Regions from separate parts of the Homo sapiens genome. Here region 2 is linked to region 1. Evidence: chromatin loops called from intact Hi-C (ENCODE). Cell type or tissue: PC-3. All regions are shown on one strand. Links, peaks and the distances in the headings refer to the core of each region. The heading gives the core; the rest is flanking DNA. Region 1 overlaps PBX1 (PBX homeobox 1). Region 2 overlaps PBX1 (PBX homeobox 1).

Evidence for each region. Peaks named below come from ENCODE experiments on the same cell type or tissue, not always from the same donor. Only the 100,000 strongest peaks of a DNase experiment are listed, where the experiment ranks them.
Region 2: it touches region 1 in a loop (3-fold over the local background); 26 of 110 quality-filtered maps call a loop at or near these places.

Annotation. Positions count from the first base shown.
Region 1 is chr1:164,761,537-164,771,431 of GRCh38, reverse strand. The region is part of intron 2 of PBX1 (PBX homeobox 1); the gene reads right to left. It overlaps PBX1-AS1 (PBX1 antisense RNA 1), which reads left to right. Exons shown (of 4, transcript NR_038072.1): 2 at 1-1,105; 3 at 1,316-1,573; 4 at 2,076-2,316. Among named protein-coding and RNA genes, the nearest start is that of PBX1-AS1, 8.2 kb to the left of the region's middle. In PC-3, for the core only: no CTCF peak of the experiment used is centred there; DNase peaks (open chromatin) are centred at 3,841 and 5,641; H3K27ac peaks cover 1,628 bases.
Region 2 is chr1:164,713,239-164,723,133 of GRCh38, reverse strand. All of the region lies in intron 2 of PBX1 (PBX homeobox 1), which reads right to left. Among named protein-coding and RNA genes, the nearest start is that of PBX1-AS1, 56 kb to the left of the region's middle. RefSeq lists a silencer at 5,890-5,999. In PC-3, for the core only: no CTCF peak of the experiment used is centred there; a DNase peak (open chromatin) is centred at 5,913; H3K4me3 peaks cover 736 bases; H3K27ac peaks cover 3,466 bases.

The DNA of each region.
Region 1 (9,895 bases), core at 564-8,563:
GGGGACGGCGGCAGATAGGCAAAAAGGTAATTACTACATGTCTGCCTTTCATGAAAGGCAGCCACCCTCCTTGGTGTGGCTTGGAACTTCAATTCTGGCTACCAGGATACAGAGGTGGAGGAAGAGAAGGCTGAACACCACCCCCGTCTCCCAACACACACCCTCGAGGCAAGAAAGATATCAAGTTCTCATTTTGTTGCAAGAAAACTACATTCTCCTTTTGATAATAAGCAAAAAAATACTTCTACATTTTTCAAATAGTACCTGGTCGGAACTGTTCCAAACCCAGAGAAAAAAGCAATAAACACTGAAATCCCCTGGCGGTCTCTGAGTTGAAGATGTAGGCAGGAAGTATTCCATATCTTCAAGGTTTTTAGGGAGAAGCAAGAAAACGGTAGAGGAAGGGTAGAGGAGGCCTCCCAGGAGGCCTGGGAGTGAAGTGTACCCATCCTATGAAAGCTGGAACCTTTAGGAAACAGAATCAGGAGAATGCTGACTTTAAATTTAAATTACCTTGCTGAAAAGGATTGGCCCAACACAGGACAAGCAGCAGTCTTTGGAATGAATGCATCTTTTACTGACCTATGCCTCTCTTTCAGAGGTCACGGCTGTCTTCACCCTCTTCTTTGCATGTATCTCAAGCCTATGTAATTAACACCAATATTTTTACTCACATCTGAGAAAGGAGACCAAGGGCATCAAAAGACATGGCAGTGCTGGGACTTGGCTTCAGAAATGCACTTTGCTCAAGGAAATTCTCTGAGCCGCCAGTACAAACAGTTAGAGACGGTGATGCACTTCAAAAGTTATAGCAGAAAATAGAGATGAGCCAGTAAGATAACTGCATAATTGCACCCTATAGGAGAAGATCCTTAAGGGGAAAATGATGGACCCCCATAGATACAGAACAGCTAAGGCATCATGCTGCAAGACATCCCAGCAATGAAAACTGAAGAAGAGAATGGCACTAGCCTGCAATGGTCAAGAAGGGAAGGAAGTGTTCACCCAAGCGTGAGGCTGAGGAGTTGGAGCACAGAAGGTGACACTGATTATGAAGATTTCCCAACAAAGAGCTGGCTACAGTGAAAAGAGCCCTAGTTTTCAAGTGAGAGATGTCCTTGGTCTGCCACTCTTGATCTTTGTAATCTTGGGAAAGTCACTCAACTTTATCTATAAAGAGCAGAGATGGGTCTGGGAGGGCTAAGACACGGACCTGGAAAACAAGCATTCTCTAAAAAGGCAGAGATAGTCAGATAGCCTTTGAATATCAATTTAGACTTCTTTATTTTGATAGTATTTTATACCTTCCCAACAGCTTTCATTTTATCTCACCTACATTGTCTATGCTGACCCACACATCAAGCTTCAGAAGTAGATCCTGGATGCCTATTTTTTAGGAAAATAAGTTCAAAGTTACAGCTTACGCAAGTGCAGTTCTTCAATGTCCATGCTCTTTGCACTACCCTGGGCTTACACCAGGAATTCAGATAAGCATGGACTGTCTGCTTATGTGCAGGGATGTACTGGTCTCAAGTCAGTTACCATCTGAAAGCTAAAAAAAGGGAGTCAAAAGGTAGGTAACTGGAATAGGTGCAGGCAAGCAGAGAGAAAGTGTGGGAATCAACATGAGCACTGACTTTTTTTATAGACCAAAATGGAGTAAGGGCATGAGGGCAAGTGACTGGAACCAAGTTCCTTTTAGTACTATAGAGTTTCATCACTTATATATAAGTTATTCATAAATGATTTGGTGCCACAGTAATAAAAGTTGGCTCAAGGTCCACATTTGCCATGCTCCCTAGATTTCCAACTCCAACTCAATCTTCCTGGTTATGATGGTGTCATTCCCATTTGTACAGCACACACAAGACCTCATCTGGTCCTTACAACAGCCTTAGGAGAGGACTGGTTCTACCGGGCCCATTTAATAAATGTCAAAGTGAGACTTCATCATGTGAAGGGCAGAAAAGAGTGCATGTCTCAGGGGCCTTCATTAGGGGCAAGGTGCTTTCCCCACTTTATGTATAGCATCTTCTGGACCTAAGTCTTCTCTTGTGTCACACTTTACCCTGCAGGACCACAAAGATGAAGCCACTTCTGACACCAAAGGAAATGTGTCTTCTGCTCACCTTTGTAGGGGCCAGGAAAGAAAATGTACCCCAAGTACAGATCCATAATTTGGGGCCAGAGTCTCATTTGACCCCTGTGAGATTCTTCATGATCCACTCTAAAGCTTTAAGCCACCAAATTCGATGTATTTATAAGGGAGTCAAACCACATCACATGTGCAAGTTCAAAGAATCTGATGTTCGAATCAATTTGAATGGCTGGCCTGCCTTCCTTCTTTCCTTCTTTCCTCTTTTTTTTTTTTCTTTTTGAGACAGAGTCTCACCCTGTTGCCCAGGCTGGAGTGCAGTGGTGTGATCTCAGCTCACTGCAACCTCCGCCTCCTGGGTTCAACCAATTCTCATGCCTAAGCCTCTAGAGTAGCTGGGGGATTACAGGCGTGTGCCACCACACCCAGTTAATTTCTGTATTTTTAGTAGAAACAGATTTCACCATATCGCCCAGGCTGGGCTTGAACTACTGGCCTCAAGTGATCTGCCTGCCTCAGCCTCCCAAAGGGCTGGGATTACAGGCGTGATGAATGGATTTCTTAATGAGAGTTTTCTTATCTCACACAAGTAGGTTGACAACATTCCAGGTCCATGGTGGGGAGATGAGGCAGAGTGGATTGGGTACACTGGGTAGAAAGAGATGATATGCTTCTCTGTCAATTATTGTCTTCTTCCGCTACACTCAGCACAAGGCAACTGTTCTTGCTGGCTGGAACCATTCTATCGGGAACCACTGGGTTTCACACAATGGAAAGCCGTTGCAATCTATAAATCCAAGTCACATTTCCGAAACATTTAAGGGAGCAAAAGCAAAGTTATAAAGCAGTGCTCAGCCTCCATGAGGACCCAGAGAATGTTAATAGTAGGGTCTCCCCTCTTGATGATTGGGTTCCTGCAAGGTTGAGGGGCTGGATTGCTTTGCAGGCCCTGTGCCCCTCTGTGTCCTGGGCTTCTTGTGTTGGAATTCAGAACAGGATGGGTAGTCTGGTGTGTGGGAAGAATACAAGCTTGGACTTAGAATTCAAGCCTTAAGTCCCAAGCTAGCACTTATTGTCTGGGAGGCCTTGGATGACATCTCAGAGCTTGTTTCCTCAACTGTAAAATAAAGCCGGCTGTACTTGCTGTCTGCAGTTTTGCTGAGCCCCTAGCACATGGCTGGTGTGAAATCAATGTTAGGTTTTTTTTACTCCCTTTTCATGTCCCTTCAGATAATATGATTCGAAAGAGTACTATATTTTGGCTTAGCCTCTCTCTGAATGAGAAAAGTTGTTTTCGTTAAGTAGGCACATCTACTGATGTGGAAAAAAAAAAAGTATATATGGAAAGACCAAAAAATATCCTCCCTTTTCAGAAGATGTAGAGTTAAACCACATTCTGGTTCAACAACATGAGTCCTTCATTTGAAATCTTGTTCTATTTAAATACCCTGTGGTTTTTAGTTGCAATTTCATGTTTTGCTTAATTGTCCAGAGTGGCAGATGTGATTTTTGTGTAAATTTCTATCCCATCTGTTTTTCTGTGCCAGAAATATATGTGGAAGGTACTGGGACCTCTACATAAGAATGAGCCTTATCTACACTTATAATAATAAACTTATAAACTTGAAAATGAACCAAATCTGAGTTGGCAGTGAGTACAGAAAGCCTTTTTTTTTTTTCTTTTTTTGATGTTTGTACTACCTCCCACTTTTACATCCTCCCCTTTGCTCCAAATCAGAATTCTTTGGGGATGACTTATCAAGAGATATTTTTCCTTGTGCAACTGAGAGTTAACACGTTCCTGGTACTTAGGAGTAGAGTGCAGTTGGACGCAGAAAGCCATATCCAATCCATATCCTGTCCACTCCTCCTCTCCGGGCCCCGCACATGTATATGCCTCCAGCGCACTCTCTGATAAAATTTCTAGGATAAAAAGGTATTCCTTGTATTCTAAACCAAAGCACTGGCTTTGTGAGCATGAGACCTGTGTGGAACCCCAGGGCCCCTCATGCAGAAGGACCCCGTGTTTGGTTTCATGCTCTGATGACGCCATCTTGAAATACTTAATTTTTGAATGAAGAGTTGACATTTTCCTTTTGTACTGGGACCCACAAATTATATAGTCTGCCCTGCCTCAGAATGTATTGTTTGTATTAAGAACTATTTTGTAAAGAGTGAACAGACATAATTAAAACAGAATAAGCAGGTCACAGTTAAGGCATATTCTCTTTTGCAATAGGTCCAAATGGACCTTGGAATCTAGCTTTATGACACTTCCTGAAAATGTGTTATAGGTTGCAAAGAAAAAAAAAACAGGATAAAAGCTCACACCTGTAATCCCAGCACTTTGGGAGGCTGAGGCGGGCGGATCACGAGGTCGGGAGTTCGAGACCAGCCTGACCAACATCGTGAAACCCCGTCTCTACCAAAAATACAAAAAGATTAGCTGGATATGGTGGTGCGTGCCTGTAATCCCAGCTACTCAAGGAGGCTGAGGCAGGAGAATCGCTTGAACCCGGGAGGCAAAGGTTGCAGTGATCACACTACTGCATTCCAGGCTGGGTGACAGAGCCAGACTCTGTCTCAAAAAAAAAAAAATAAATAAATAAATAAATAAAAGAAAAGGAAAGAAAAGAAAATTTCTGGAATACAACCCATTTGTAAACTGGAAGCCATTGATAAGGAATATAAAACTCTAGAAAAAGCCTTTATTTTTTATCCAAACTTGGAATCAGAGGGCGTGGGATAAGGCCAAGTCTCTGCTTCTCACTAGCTGTGTGACCATGAGCAAGTGTCCTGCTGCTTCTCTCTCAGCATGAGAGTCTTTTATTTATTTCCTCAGGAGCCCTTCCTAGGGCACAATATGTGTAAGGGATGGTACTTGATTGGTGTTCCTCATAGGTAAAGCAGGGGTGATGATGATTAATAACAATAATAATGGAAGTGAGAGAAAATAGAAATAAGAAAATAAAGTGCTCTGGAAACTGTAAAGTGCCAGGCAGATGTTACTCTTCTTAAATCTGTAATGATGACACTTTATGTTTCTACAATCACTGCTCAGTCCAGCTGTTTCTCTCAAGTCTTCCTTCCAGCCTTCCATGCAGCCACATTTAAACTGTCCTTCTAGATTCCCTTCACCCTAGCATATACTAATCTCCCCCTTCTCAGCTTCTGGATTTTGTGCTTGAATGATGTCATACAGTTATTCAGTTTCTGTTGTCACCCAAGTCACAAATTTATTAAATATCATCATGGCCATCAGCTGCTGCATGTACTGCTTTTCTGATTGCCAAATGAGAGTTACCCATCCAAGGGCAGGGACCATATTTTACCCTTCTTTTTTCCCCCAACGGCATTTAGAACTTTGCTAGGGGCATGGTACATGTTCATAAATATTTTTTAATTTATTCAAACAAGGTTAGCAGAGTCAGTGAGGATAGTGCATAAAGCCACCAGCTATGATTTCACATAACAGTATTTTAAGGGGCATTTCACACCCTGACAGAATGAGAGTATCTGACTCACAGTGACACAAGTTTCCATGGTACCCTGGAAACTGGATGGTTTTATAATGAGACAGACCTAAGTTAAATTCCAACTCCTCTGCCTCTTGTTAGCTGTCTGACTCTGGGAGAGTCAGTTCACTTCTCAAAGCCTCAGTTGTTTCTTCATCTGTAAACTGGGGAGAACCACATTTATCTCACAGGATTGCCATCAGGTTTAAATGAGTTAACATGTGTAAAGCAATTAGACTAAAGCTGGGCACACAGAAGGCATCCAGTAAGTGTTAGCTGCCTTCTCTCCTGTGTTTACTAGGTGAAAGTCATTTTGAACAGCTGTTTGCTTTTTCCTGCCTTAAATCTGGCACCAGAAGGGAGCCATTATCGGGAGCCAATCATCTTCATTGATGAAGCCAAGTTCCCTCTTCCTGTTCCAAGTTTCCAAAACAAATGAGAATAGAAATTATTCTGTGTTCTTCAATCAGTAAAATACATTGATGCCCACTCCACTGCACATGTACATGTGCACAATCTCACACATACATGTTATCGCACATATACCAGAAGCAATTTGTTTTTAAAGATAACACTGACTCTTGCTGGGCAGAGACAAAAATCATGGAAGTAGGTAGGGCTACATGTACATCTTTATACTGCTTGCTCTTTTTTGTCAAGACATCACCTCTATATGTTTCTAAAACTGAGGGTTAAATCACTGTCTGTAAACTGTTGACAACCATATATGTGGCCGCTGACAGAAGCAATTAAGCTGGAAAGGTGAGGGTGGAGGAAGGGTATTTTAACCTATAACTATATGGAAACCTGTCCTCCAGTGCTAGAAAATTCCTTCCCAAAGAAGACCAATTCACAGGAGAATTATAATAAAGACAACTTGGCTTATAAAAACCAAACCAAAGTCTTAAATTAGAAGAATATTATCTTTGGAAGTCATTGCAAATGTTCCAACAGAAACTACTGAAACAGTAGCTGCAATAATGGTAAAGATATATGCACACTTCTACATTTCCTATAGGGTTGTGCAAAGGTTTCTTAGATAAGAAACCTACGCATTTCAAGTTATATATATAGATTTGTGGGCCGAAGTTGCCACAAATAATAGTCTTTTTCCATGTAGGTGGGCTATAACTAGACAAATTCCAATAAAATTATAAAGGCAAGATAAGAAAAAGAAAAAATGCAGCTGAAAATGTAACAAAATAAGACAACTAAATTATGAGACTGAACATCTGTGGTCTAAATAAAATATGTGATGGTGCAGGCAGCACCATAAGTTTCTCCTGACATTCTGAAGAGACCAGCAGAGCTCACTTATGAGTAATGTGGTCATCCCCACATTACTGCAACAAAAATATTAGAGCAAGCTACACTGTCAAATATTCTATATGGATTTGTGACCTAAGGAAAATCATATTAAGAGGCTAAAGTGATATACAATGTGAAATATTATACAGATACACAAATACACACAAAATCCTTCCTGTCGTGAACATATAAGTGCTCTATTTTCATCTTATTCTTTAAAAAATACAAATAAATCAAAGATAGCTACTTGCCATCAGTACCTCTGAGGTATGATGTGTGTGTGTATTGTAACTCCTAAAGCCTTTAGGGCAACTGATATAGAAGACAAAGAACTGAGGGAAAACACCCCACTTGCTGAGCTCATTGACAAGAGTTACAGAGCATAAAGTATATGCCCAGGTACTTGGGAATTTGGATTCTTTTTTCCTCCAGAAATAATGTTTTGACAGTAAGAAGCCCTATCTACTGAGGTCATATACGGCATTTAGGTTCCCTGACCACTGGCCACCAAATAACCAAGGAATTGATCCTATAAATCTCCACAATCCTATAAACCATTCTATTAAAGTTTAAGTAGGAAGTAACACCAAGGGGGAATGTGAATTTAGTAGCCTGGAGCACACAGATTAATCTTTATGAATTTATTTCAGAGTTTGTGGTCACTCTTGTCTCCACAGATTGCTCACCATGGCATGATTGGAGTCAGTCCCTTTTCAGTGTTGCTGTTGCTTGGGAAGTACATCACCTCCTCTTTGGATGTGCCTTGCTGCAAATGTGTACAATTACACCCAATACAGCAAACATTTATTAATACGATCAAGATTTGCCTTTGCCCTCAGCCAGATTCTCTAGTATAACATGACACCTATGTTCCAAATCAGATCTAGACAATTAAAATGACTCCTCGGTCTATCTTTCTTGGTTAGGGAAAATCTGTAGGCTGTAGCTAAACCCAAGTGCAGTGACATTTCAGAAACTTGCCCCGTTTCTAAGAGCTGGAACATTTTTACCCAGCTACATGTCCAAGACTCCCTTGTAACTAAATGTAGTCGTAATACTAAGTCCTAACTGATGGGATACAAGTGGTAGTACAAGTATTATGCTAGAAAGTCTTTTTTAAAAGGAATAAGTCTACAGTTATTCTCTGCCCCTTCCTCCATTCTGATGCCTGGAATGCAGATGGAATGGCTGGAGCTCTAGCAGTCAACTTAGATCACGAGGATGACACAGGATCACCTTTTAGGGAAGACTGAGTGAAAACTCAGGAAGGAGCCTAAGTTTTTTGTGGTCTATGGAGCCACTCTGCCAGCCCTGAACTGCTTATATCTTACTTCCTATGTTTTGAAAGGGGGTGGATGTGGTTTCAGCTACTCACATTTGAACCTAATCCTAATACATTCACATTGGACTTGAATTGTGATTTTGACTGTTTAACCTCTCTGGGTTTGTTTTCACATTTGTAAACTAAGAAAAATAAAAGCTATCCCTTTAGAATTATCATGATATCAAAATCGAGATAATATACATGAAAAGTACTTGGTACACTGGAAATTATTATACCAATATTAGTACAGCTGCTATTATTTTTCAGTTTATTACAAATTTCCAAAGAAAAGTAGGTCAATGATTGACAAATGAAAACTAGCTGAAAATAAGAACTCCAATTTCATTATTCTGGCAAGATTTGATATTAGCAGAAAATGAGTTCAAGATAATTAATTGTAAGAAAGTGACCACAGGTTATTAAACATTTCTAATTGTTGTGTTCCTAGAAAATTTGCTACAAAGATGTTCTTTTAACTACTTGAAAAATATGGAATAATAGCATTTCTAACTCCATTTAGGTTCCAAATTGCTCAACGAATATCATTTAGATATCAGAAGCTGAGCCAGAAATCAAGATAGACAGAGACACATGGAGGAATGGACCTACTGCACACTGCAGACCCAGATAACTAATTACCAGGTTGGTTCCAGAAGGTGGGTTATCATAAGCTGATATGAAAATGAAGCACACTTTATATTTTTTAAAGTATGTCAAATTGCTGAAAGACTTGGCTCTATGTTTTAGGTTAATTTTCACTGTTATCTCTAAGGGTAGGTAGGATCACATTTAACATAGTAGGAAAAACAAGTGAGATGCTGGGCTGAGGACTGTTGCAAATTGCATCGGAAAAGAACAGAGTTCCCTAAACTATGCTGCTTCTGCCAACCTGTATTGACCTAGGGCATCAGAGCTCTTACTGTAACATTCCAACACTTTGTCTTTTAAGCTGGCAATTTCTCTGTAGGACACTTTATTCTTCATCTTAATGACTTAAACTTATAGAACCATGGGAGGCTAGGAGATACTATCAATTTATATTCTATTTAACTTTACAAGGGCAGGTCATCAAAATAAGGGTGAAACAATGTTGAGCCCACAGGTGTCACACTGCAAAGCTGGTTTCCAACAGTACGTGAGGAACAAAGTGAAATTAAAAAATATATATATTGATCTTCTTGGAGCGCCCATGTAATCTAATACAATATCAATTAATCTTAGAGAATATAGTTGGTTCATCCCCCCTTCTTTGACATTACTGGTAGATATTTGAATTAGTCACCCTTCTAAGAGTATCTATAGTACTGTATTTGCCCAACACTTAGTGATCATAAATTTGAGGTTGAAGGAAAAAAATCCCTCACACTGATCCAAATAAAGGTATAGCCTGAACTAAATAGCAAGCTTTACAATTTGCTAAAATGACCATAAGAATAATGTCCCAATGGGCCGGGCGCGGTGGCTCACGCCTGTAATCCCAGCACTTTGGGAGGCCGAGACGGGCGGATCATGAGGTCAGGAGATCGAGACCATCCTGGCTAACACGGTGAAACCCCGTCTCTACTAAAAATACAAAAATTAGCCGGGCATGGTGGCGCGCACCTGTAGTCCCAGCTACACGGGAGGCTGAGGCAGGAGAATGGCGTGAACCTG
Region 2 (9,895 bases), core at 1,177-9,176, 49 kb after region 1:
ATCTGGTACATGATAGGTGCTCAATCAGTACAAGTTCCCTTACACCATCCTCGCATTTATAAAATGAGAGCATTGAGCTCCTAATCTCTAAAGCTCCTTTCCATGCTGATTTCTGAACCTCTGTATAGAAAGTTCACCATTTCTGCAAACCATATGACCCTAAGATACATCTGATGACTCTCCCCCAGAAATTCCATGCTTACTGTTAACAGGGAGTACTAAAAAATCATACATGTATAACTCAACAAGATCACGGCTATAAGGTTTGGAAGAATCCTCTTGGAAATCACCCTGGGCAGTTGCTCTTCAAAAAGGAGTCCTGAGCAGTGCTTCTGCACCCTTTGTGAAGTTCATACCCTTCTTCAAAGGGTTCAAGAAATCACTGGTTGCTAAGGCATGGTCTTAGTTGGATAAGCATCATGAAAGTAAGTGACAAAGAAGAAAAATGACCAAAACAAAGAAAAGAATGAGGAACAGAATCTTGATGGTCAGTGGAAGAGGAGGGGAAGAGAGAGGAGGAGAGGGAGAGAGATCCAAACATCTTTTTTTCTTCCATTTTGTATACAAAAAGCCCAGTTAGGCATGCAGAGTCTTCTGTGGATTAATATACTTCTTCAAATAAATAAAACCACAGCACTTTCTCCCAGTAACTTTGTGGCAAAACAATTTGTAGAAGGAAAAGGTTGGAATTTAGACATTCCATTTAGCTGCTTCAGAAATCTAAAGACCCCAAACCTTGTGGGATTTCAAATCGATGGAATTAATTAAGGGAGATGTCCAGCACTCTCCACTAAGTAATCAGCAGGTACAGTAGACCTGAAAGTCTATAAAGAAAAATGGAACCAGATGACATTGAGGGAGGCAGCAGGGATTAAAAAATGAGGATCCAAATGGGAAAGGTGCCCACCCATTGATCGCAGCATAAGAGATTAAGGCTTCAATGAGCAGCAAGAAGATTCTGTAACAGAAAATGGTTGCAGAGCATGAGCTTAGGCCCTGAAGATATCTATAATCAGTGACAGCCAGGCATAGACAGACAGGGCACCATTTGCCCAGGAGCCAGGACCTGTAAAGAGTCGGTCAGGGGGTAAGATATAAAACTGGGTTTAAAAGATGTTAGTAGTATATAGGATAGTGTATCATTTTATATCATGTCATATTTATTTTCTATTTCTTTCACTAAAATGGAAGCTCCATGAAGGTAAGAACTTTGTGTGTTCTGTCCACTGTTGGATCCTCAGTGCCTAGAATATAGCCTGTCACAAAAAGATACTCATTCATATTTTGTAAAGGGAATAGGTAACATGAACACAGGAATGAAGCACTGTAAGTGAAAATAGGCACCCTGCTAATCCTTAAGCGTGATTCCCCATTTCCCTGGACAGGGCAGAGTCAAGCCGAGAAGGAGGAGCCACAGGCCAGCTGTTAATGAGACACTAAATAAAACGTTCAGTATTCATACCTGTGGAACATGGGTGAACCTTCTGGTAACTCGATTTTTCACACCAATGACAGCAAATGAGAAAGTGAGAGAAGCTAGATAAATGTTTTTGAAAGCATTACTGCAGTGGAAAATAACTGCACTCTCAGGACACAGCACTGTAGCTCAAAGAATTCAATTGTTTTCGCTTTTAAGTCATTATCCTTCTTCCTCCATTCTCTTCCAGTCCTGTATAAGAAAATACACACACACACACACACACACTACACTGCCACCCAATTTTACAGATGGAGTGTCACCGAGATTTGGAGCAGTGCCCTAAACAGAATTCTGGCCACACTGAGAATCAAGTAGAAAGCCTTAAGACCCCATGGCTCCCAGGTTCATATGCAGCAGTCAAATGCCTGCTCAAGGGCCCAAAGGGGAGAAAAGCAGTGAGTCCCCTGTTCCTCCGTGCTCAGCTGACCTTTCCACCACAAAGCATGACTAGAAAAAGCCCCCTGCATGATGATGCCAAGAGGCAAATTCCAGAAATGGGAGTAGACAGTTTCCGATGAACCCTAGAATGCTTACAGACTCGCAGGATTAGAAGAAACCTTTATAGACACGTACACTTATCCTTGCTTGCTCGGCCATCTTCTCACTGGTTCAAGTAAACAGAACATGATGCCTACCAAAGATATCCTGACATGCTTCTGAAGAGAGAGGCTCCTTCCCCCTGCTCAAGAGGATGAACCTAAAATTTGTTGCAATGAAGGCACAGTCACTGTAAATATACCTCAGGAAGGAAACCGCAGAAACCCTAAGTCAACCACAGTTCCAGTACAGAGGAAGCCCTCCCTTGGACAGAGGTCATAAGGCTAAACAAGCAATGTTCCATTGGACACCTCTGTTACCTTAATAGGCATCTCATCACCTCCCTGCCCAAACGCCACTGCTATTCATACTGAATAAGACATTAGCTAGACCTGGAGGCAGGTCTAATGATAATATTTCTTCACTTGAGCCCCCGGTTTGGTCACTGGCAGAAGGTATCCTTGAGGGGCTTCTGTTTATGTCAGCAGATGTTAGCCTGAGAAGTAGCAGCTTTTGTTTCCATGACTTCTTCCAAATGAAGTCAGAAGCCTCCAGGGTTCTCAGATACATCAGAGAGTTCTAGGGGCATTGCTTCCTTTGTGGCCAGAACTATAATGTGGGGAGGGAAATGCTGACTTTCATTGCACAGTAGAAAATGTCAGTCATATTTCCAAGAATCTCTCAAAGGGGTCAGCATGTTCACTTCAGGATCCTTGGCAGTACGGGTGACTTCACATACAGTAAAAGATCCAGTAGGCTCTGGCATCTAAGAGCTTAGAATCCAGACATGGTGAAGTTTCCCATGAGCCCCAGATATCCACAAAATTGCCTGTGGTCATTAAACCCACAGGACTGTTAAAAAAAATAAAATACAGAAGTATGCAGAACAATGAAGGAAGGATTTTCTAAAACAAAAAACACAATCTTTCATTGTTTCCCCTGTCTTTACAATAAAAACACAGTTTTGGACCTGTCTGGACAAGGGGACTTTCCAGTTTCCATGTGAGGCTGGACATTTTGCATTCGATACAAATTAGTTCCTCAAAATCAGAATCAATTGTCATAAAATGTAGGGAAGTATTTTCCCACGGGGCAAGCATTTGTGGTAAAACTGGAAATGTTCAACTTGATTATAATGCTTCACGAAAAGGTCAGCGTGGGATTTCAGAGCTTTACCTTGAGGATGTTAACTCTGTTTGCAGGCAGGGTGAAATGGGAAGAGTGAGTTTGCCCAGGCTTGCCATGTCCACATTGCTCTGATCACCTGTCACAGGGCCAGCAGCAGACCGTGTGCCTCAGAAAACAAATGAATGCATGTATACACACGCACACTTTAGACACACACATACCCCCCATGTGCTTTCCAGTGCCCAGACACCTCCAAATTCGATGACAGAAAGAGTGTGCCAATGTGGGTATATTCATTGGATAAGACAAAAACAACATTACTAACAGTAATCTAAAACAACAGGTCTCAATTCACTGGGACATGGCATAGCATCACCTGGAGAGCTTTCCAAAACTACAAATGCCTGCGCCTCCCCGTATCCAGAAATTCTGATTCAGAGCATGCACAAATATTAAAAAGGCCCCCAGGTAATTATAATATGCCATATACCTACTCCCTGATTTCCTGTAGAGACAATATTTACAAAGCCAATTAATAGCCTAAAGCTTTTACTCAGGACAAGTAAAAATGGCTACCACTTCCTGATGTCCAGGTTCTGGCTGTATATTTGTCATAGAACTTCATTATACTCAGAATCATGGTTCACATTCCACAATTGACTCTACACATCAGACCATGAGCTTTCTAACCCTACCTCTAACAGAATGAAACACAGACAGAAGAATTTCTCCTAACCCTACCCCAGATTTAAACCTGAAGGAGAGTGATAGAAAAATGGCTCATCATTGAGTTGCTTGCTCCTGGGACACCATCCTAACCATTTGTTCTCTCTCACAGACTGGCATTTCTGTGTAGGTCTCTTTTGCAGCTCCTGGTAGCCCCTAGCTTGTTCAGTTTATCAGATCTGACGGGGTCATTGCCTGTGAGCAAGGCTGAGTAGAATTCTGAAACACTTTTTTTTTTAATCAGCCAAAAGTTGTCATTTGGCCAGATCCTGAGGGTGAGCCCCTCCTTACTCAGTAAAGCTGAGTGTGATTCAACTTGGAGGAGAGGGACTTACTATGAAAACTAGAAAAATAGGAAAACAATTTCAGTTTTAAGAGACCAAAATTATGCCTTACTTGCAAGTCACAACATTTTTACATTTTGAAATCTAAAATTCTGAAACAGACCTCTTTTTCAAAACTAATTCCTGCCACAATGATAAGAGTCTTTCAATATCTCCACCATATTCACACAAAGTCAAAGAGTCAAAAGCATTCTGAGTCTCCGGCAACCATCAGTCAGGCAACCTCTGTCATTGGCTCTGATTTTACGAAGCGGTAGAGGTGGGCTGGGCTCATCCTCAAAGCCTAGGCAATCCAGAGTTTGGCTGCCCATGTGCTTCTATGTCATTGCCAGGTGAAAACTCATGTGATAACAAGAAGCACAGTGATTCCACAGAACCATTTTGAACACTCCATTTGTCACCCAAATCTTAAATACCCCTGGTTGTCAGGTATTCCTCATGAGCCTATATGTACCAGAGTTAGTCCTATGGGAACAACGCCCATTAGTGAAGGTCACCCCACCCTGACCACTCAGAGTTATGTCCTCAAAGTTCCTAAATGTGATACAACTGGAAGCTTTAATTGGCAGAAGATTTTCACCCCAGGCATGGCTATCTTTGTGGAGGTTGTGTATGATGAATTCTTTTGCCCAAAACACCTAGATTCTCCAAAATTACCTTGAATATGCTGCAATGCCAACAATGCAAGTTTTTATTACACATTAATGTATATGGCAAATTTAGAGTCAAAAAAGAAGGTAAAACATGCCACATTCGTGGTAAGTCCAAATGGAAACACAACTTTATCCACAGTTTAGGAATCAGACTTGGATCTGACTTCCAACTCTGTGACTTAAAGCATGTGTCCCCTTGGGCAAGATACTTACTTACTTTGAACCTCAGTTTTGAATCTACGCAAATGGGGATAATGTCATTTGCCCTGATATTCTTTTTGAGAATTAAATCAACAAATATGGTGTCTGACACAGTACATGCTTAATAAAAGATTGCTAGTATATTAACAGTTGTTATTATTATGTTATTATAGATTATCTTCTCACTGAAGTTATGCTAGGTACTACTTCTTAGTGAAGAACAAGTCCTGGACAGGGAGCAGGTAATATTAATACCACTTACTGCTCTGAAACCACCATCTTCCCCTAGACAATGACTATTAACTTGTTTTTGAGCTCTACCTCTGACGCCTTCAGCCAAGGCACACCTGTTTCCAGGTAAGACTAGATGAAATAAATGCTTTGTTTCATTTCTCCATTGGAAATGAGGTCTTGGTCCATGTTGAGGATGTGTCAGGGGTGTGTCTGTTCTAAGTTTCTGGAGCCACTGCACACCTGCTCGAGTAGCTGAAATGCATACTCCGACCATCTCAGAGCTACAGAAGTCCCAGTTGCTGCTGGAAGTATTTTTAGCTGCATTATTTATTTGAACACCTGCCTGATAATCCTAGACAGAGCTCAGTCTGGGAGGGGAAGGGCCACCAGAACACCCAAGCGTTCCTTCCCAATATGGTTGCATTTGCTAATCTGTACCCACCCTGTGGCCAAGAAGAGCCTCTCTCTTCCCAAAGAGTGGTTCTGATCACAACACACCACAGGCAAATAAAAGTCTCCAAAGAAATACCTCCAGTGTCATATTCTTAAACAGGACCTCATAAAACCCAAGAACCTTAATGCCAATGCCATGTGAAACACTGAGCCTCTCATCCTGGCAGCTATGAACATATTAGTCACCCTCAGCTATCCTTCCGGTGGTGACACACTACTAACCAGTATCACTTCCTTTATTTTACCCGTACAAAAACTGAGATGCAGAGAAAATGGCTATAAAAATGCTGTCCTCTTTCTGACCATTCTGCGTTCGTGTATTTGGTTCTTCTCAAATATAATGTCCTGCTGCTGACTTCAACCGTGCCCATTTTTCAGTTCATAGCCTCAACTCCTTTCTCTTAACTATCAACTCCCCACCACAAACACCCTGAAACTTAACTGCTCTCTGTCTCCGAAACTGCATATTGTCTGTATTCCAGTATTTAATGTTTTAATTATGTTCCATGTTGAACTGTCTGGCACCCAGGATGTGCTCAACAAATTGAAAGGATGATTTTTAGGTCTTGTAAGAAAGATACTATGCATGTTTTGGCTTTTATTTTTTCGTTAATAGATTCTTTTTTTTTCTTCTCTTCGTGTATTTCTGTGTGTGTGTGTGTGTGTGTGTGTGTGTGTGTGTGTGTGTGTGTAGAGATGACATTTCCCATGTTGCCCAGGCTGGTCTCAAACTAGGCTCAAGCGAACTTCCTGCTTTGGCCTCCCAAAGTGTTGGCATTACAGGCGTGAGCCACCACACTTGGCCTTTCACAGCTTCTAACTCAGTACCAGAGACTTATCAGGTACAGAATAAAAGGTTGCAGATTGACTGAAAGCCCCTCTCAAGGCCGCACTGCCATCTGCCATCATCAGAATGTTTACAGATCAAAATTCTTGCTGCTGGCACTTAGGTCTGGCTCACCAGGTCATGCTTTCTCTGCTCATTCTGCCTTGGGCTAAATTGCCTAATTTTTCAATATGTAGGCTACATATTCTTTTCAAGGGGGTAAGGATCTTATTATTTATTTAACTCACTAGAGTCTTAAGTGACTGTTTATGAAAGGTTCTGAGATCCCAGAAGGAACGATGTGGCATTTAGTGCAAAGCACCACTGCCTTGCATAGATCAGTGGGTGGTGTGTACAGACATACACATAAAAACACTACTTGGCAGTCACCACACACATTGTTTTTGTATGATCTGAAAACATCTTGCTGGCATAATTCATAAGCAGAATGTCTTTATATTTAATGACCCAAATATGCCAGTCACGTGCTTCTGAAAAGCAAGTTAGATCCAATAAAACAGCAATTTTGTTAACCCTCCTCACCACCTCCCCACTAAAATAATCTCTGCTTTAAATTCTGACCTCTCTGAATGGCTGCTTTGAGAAGTATAAGTGGGCAATAGGCCTTTGTAAGCCATCATCTCATAGTGTAGGCATGAGAGGAGGCGTGGAATACAAATGGTCCTGGCCAGTGCGAGTTATAGACCCAAAGATACAGATTTTTAAGGAACTGGTAGAATTTATGCTATGAGAGGAAGAGTTTATCCCGGCTTAGACTTCTGAGTCAGAGAAATAGACTCAAATAATTCACAAAATCCTATTTTAGAAGAGAACAGTCATCCAGTCCAGTTATAGACTTTGAAGGCATGAGCTAGTCAAGCAAAAGTAGACCTTCAGCAATTACTTATCCATTTAACAACTATTTATCAAATACCTATTATGATCCAGGTATTATTCTAAGCACTAGACAACAACAGGAGTTAGATAGATAAGGTCCCCCAGCATGGTCCTGTCTCTTCCCTTCTTCAGGACAAATGACAAGAATGCCATAGCAATATGCTGGGGAGGGTTCTTGGGCAGCTAAGAATACACCAACTCCTGCTACTGAGAACCTCAAAATCAACTGACCCTCAAGATCACTAGGCCTTCGCAGGTCTTCATGAACAACCAACTACAAAGAAAACAAATGACAATAACAAAACTCCATGATTATAATCAGACCTCTGCAGTACCGAAAGGTCTTCCATATACTACCAAAGACATCATCATCATTTTTCACTGTTTCTCCTGAAAGATATTTAACAAATGAATGGCTGAGAATGTGCACACAACTTAGAAGAAAAATCATTTAATTCTGAAGGAGTCATCACTTGCAAAGCCCAATTAAAAGTCATATTCATTCATTCATTCAACTATTCAATAGTGAACATTTATTGAGCAGCTCTGTGTGTAGAGCACTTTATGAGTTAGGTGCCTTGGGAAATACTGAGATGGATGGCACAGTCCCAGCTCTTGAGGAACTTAAAAAAAAAAAAAATCAATGGGGAAATTACAATCTTCATTTTACAGATGAATAAACAGTGGCATGGACAGTTAAGGGATTTATTTTGAATGCTTCATCATAGAACTAAATCACAAAATAGTCATCAAAAAGATGCAAAAGCACTGAGCTAGAAGGTAGAATATCCTAGCTCCAGTCCTGGTTCAGACTCACTGGTCAAGTCCATCCCCTTTCTTGGGTTCTAATACCCTTTACAAAATGAGTGGGTAGTCTTCAGAGTGGGTTCTTCCAGCTCTAGGACGACATAATTCTAACACTTGTGAACAGTAAGGTTTGGTGGTCAGAACTAAAGAACTCAGTCTCTTGACAAAGGGAATGACGTTTAATATGAATTGTTATTGAGAGAATTTAAAGTCCCACCTAAAGGAATATGGAAGCTATTCCATTCCACTGGCTATTATTGCATTTGTTCTTAGAAGATGCTCAGGCCTAAATATCTTCTTCAGTGGACTTTCTAATTGGTATCTCTCCTATCTTAAAATAATGATATAAGGAAGGCTGCAGCCTTTCCCTACATCTCCCTTCAGCCCCTGCTAAGTATCTATAACACAGGGTAATAAGTGTTTGCAAGAACTACATTGCTCCCTGTAAGAATAACTGTTCCAACGATAATGTAACTCACCTATGTGTGATGTGACAAACGGGGGCTTAGCCTACATGTAAAGAACTCTTAATTAAAGGTTTAATAGACAATGAGAGGCTTGAACTAGATCATACATGTAAGATCCCTACCGGCTTTGGCTTTCTATATTACTATGAATTCTGTGAAGACAATATAAAAGATTTCTTTATTGAGTTAATCAGGGAATCTAGAGCATTAACCAAAATCATTTATATTTGGCTTATCAGTGCTTACTTCCAAAAAAGAATAATAGGAATTAGTGTAGAAAAACCTTAGTTTGGATCTTTAAAAACAAACTGTTTAATAATTTCACAACATTTGGAACCCTCCCCAGAGCTGTTCTCTGAACTTGGATGATGTCTCCTAAATTGCCAGTCAGCTGGCCATTTTGCAACACGTGAGCTGTGAAATCATATATGTGACGATCTAAATGACAGAAGAAATGGCTTTGAATCCTTTTGTTTATATTTAATTTTTCCCTTCCTGCTTCGACATATCATTTGTCCTTAATACTTTTATTTTTTGGTCCTAGAGGCACAGGTGGTTCTTATTTCAGGCTGTATGAACAGTTCTGCTATTCAAAGATTAATGAATAAAAGGGCCTTGTAAATAGATTAGCATGATAATGGTAATAATGCTTTCTGCTGCCTTCTGTGCCTACTTCAATCTGTGTGCCCCTGAAAATGCCTCCCCTCCCCCATGCACGGGTTCCTTTCCCCTCTTTCCCACCACCTGATTCTTTCAGTCTTAGGAAGACAAAGTGACCCACGAATCAGGCAGCTGTACAGAAAGCAAGGAGAGGATGGAAGGAAGGGGGAGAAGAGGGGTGGAGAGAGACAGAATAGAGAGTAAAAACCCTAATGTACTTTAAGATAGGAAGGTTTATGCAGAATGTGGAGAAAATACAAGACTCCACTTTTTAATGCAAACAATATCTTCAATCTTCCCCTTCTTTTTATGACACTTGCTGTCTATCTATCACCATTGGAAACTTACCTGTTTTTATTTTAATCACATGTTCCTGACCTCCTACACATACCTTTTATCATAGCTGTTGGAGAGCCATGTTGGAGGTCAAGATTTTAGAGAATTACATCTAGAAGCAAAGGCTAGTTACAGGTTTGGCTTTT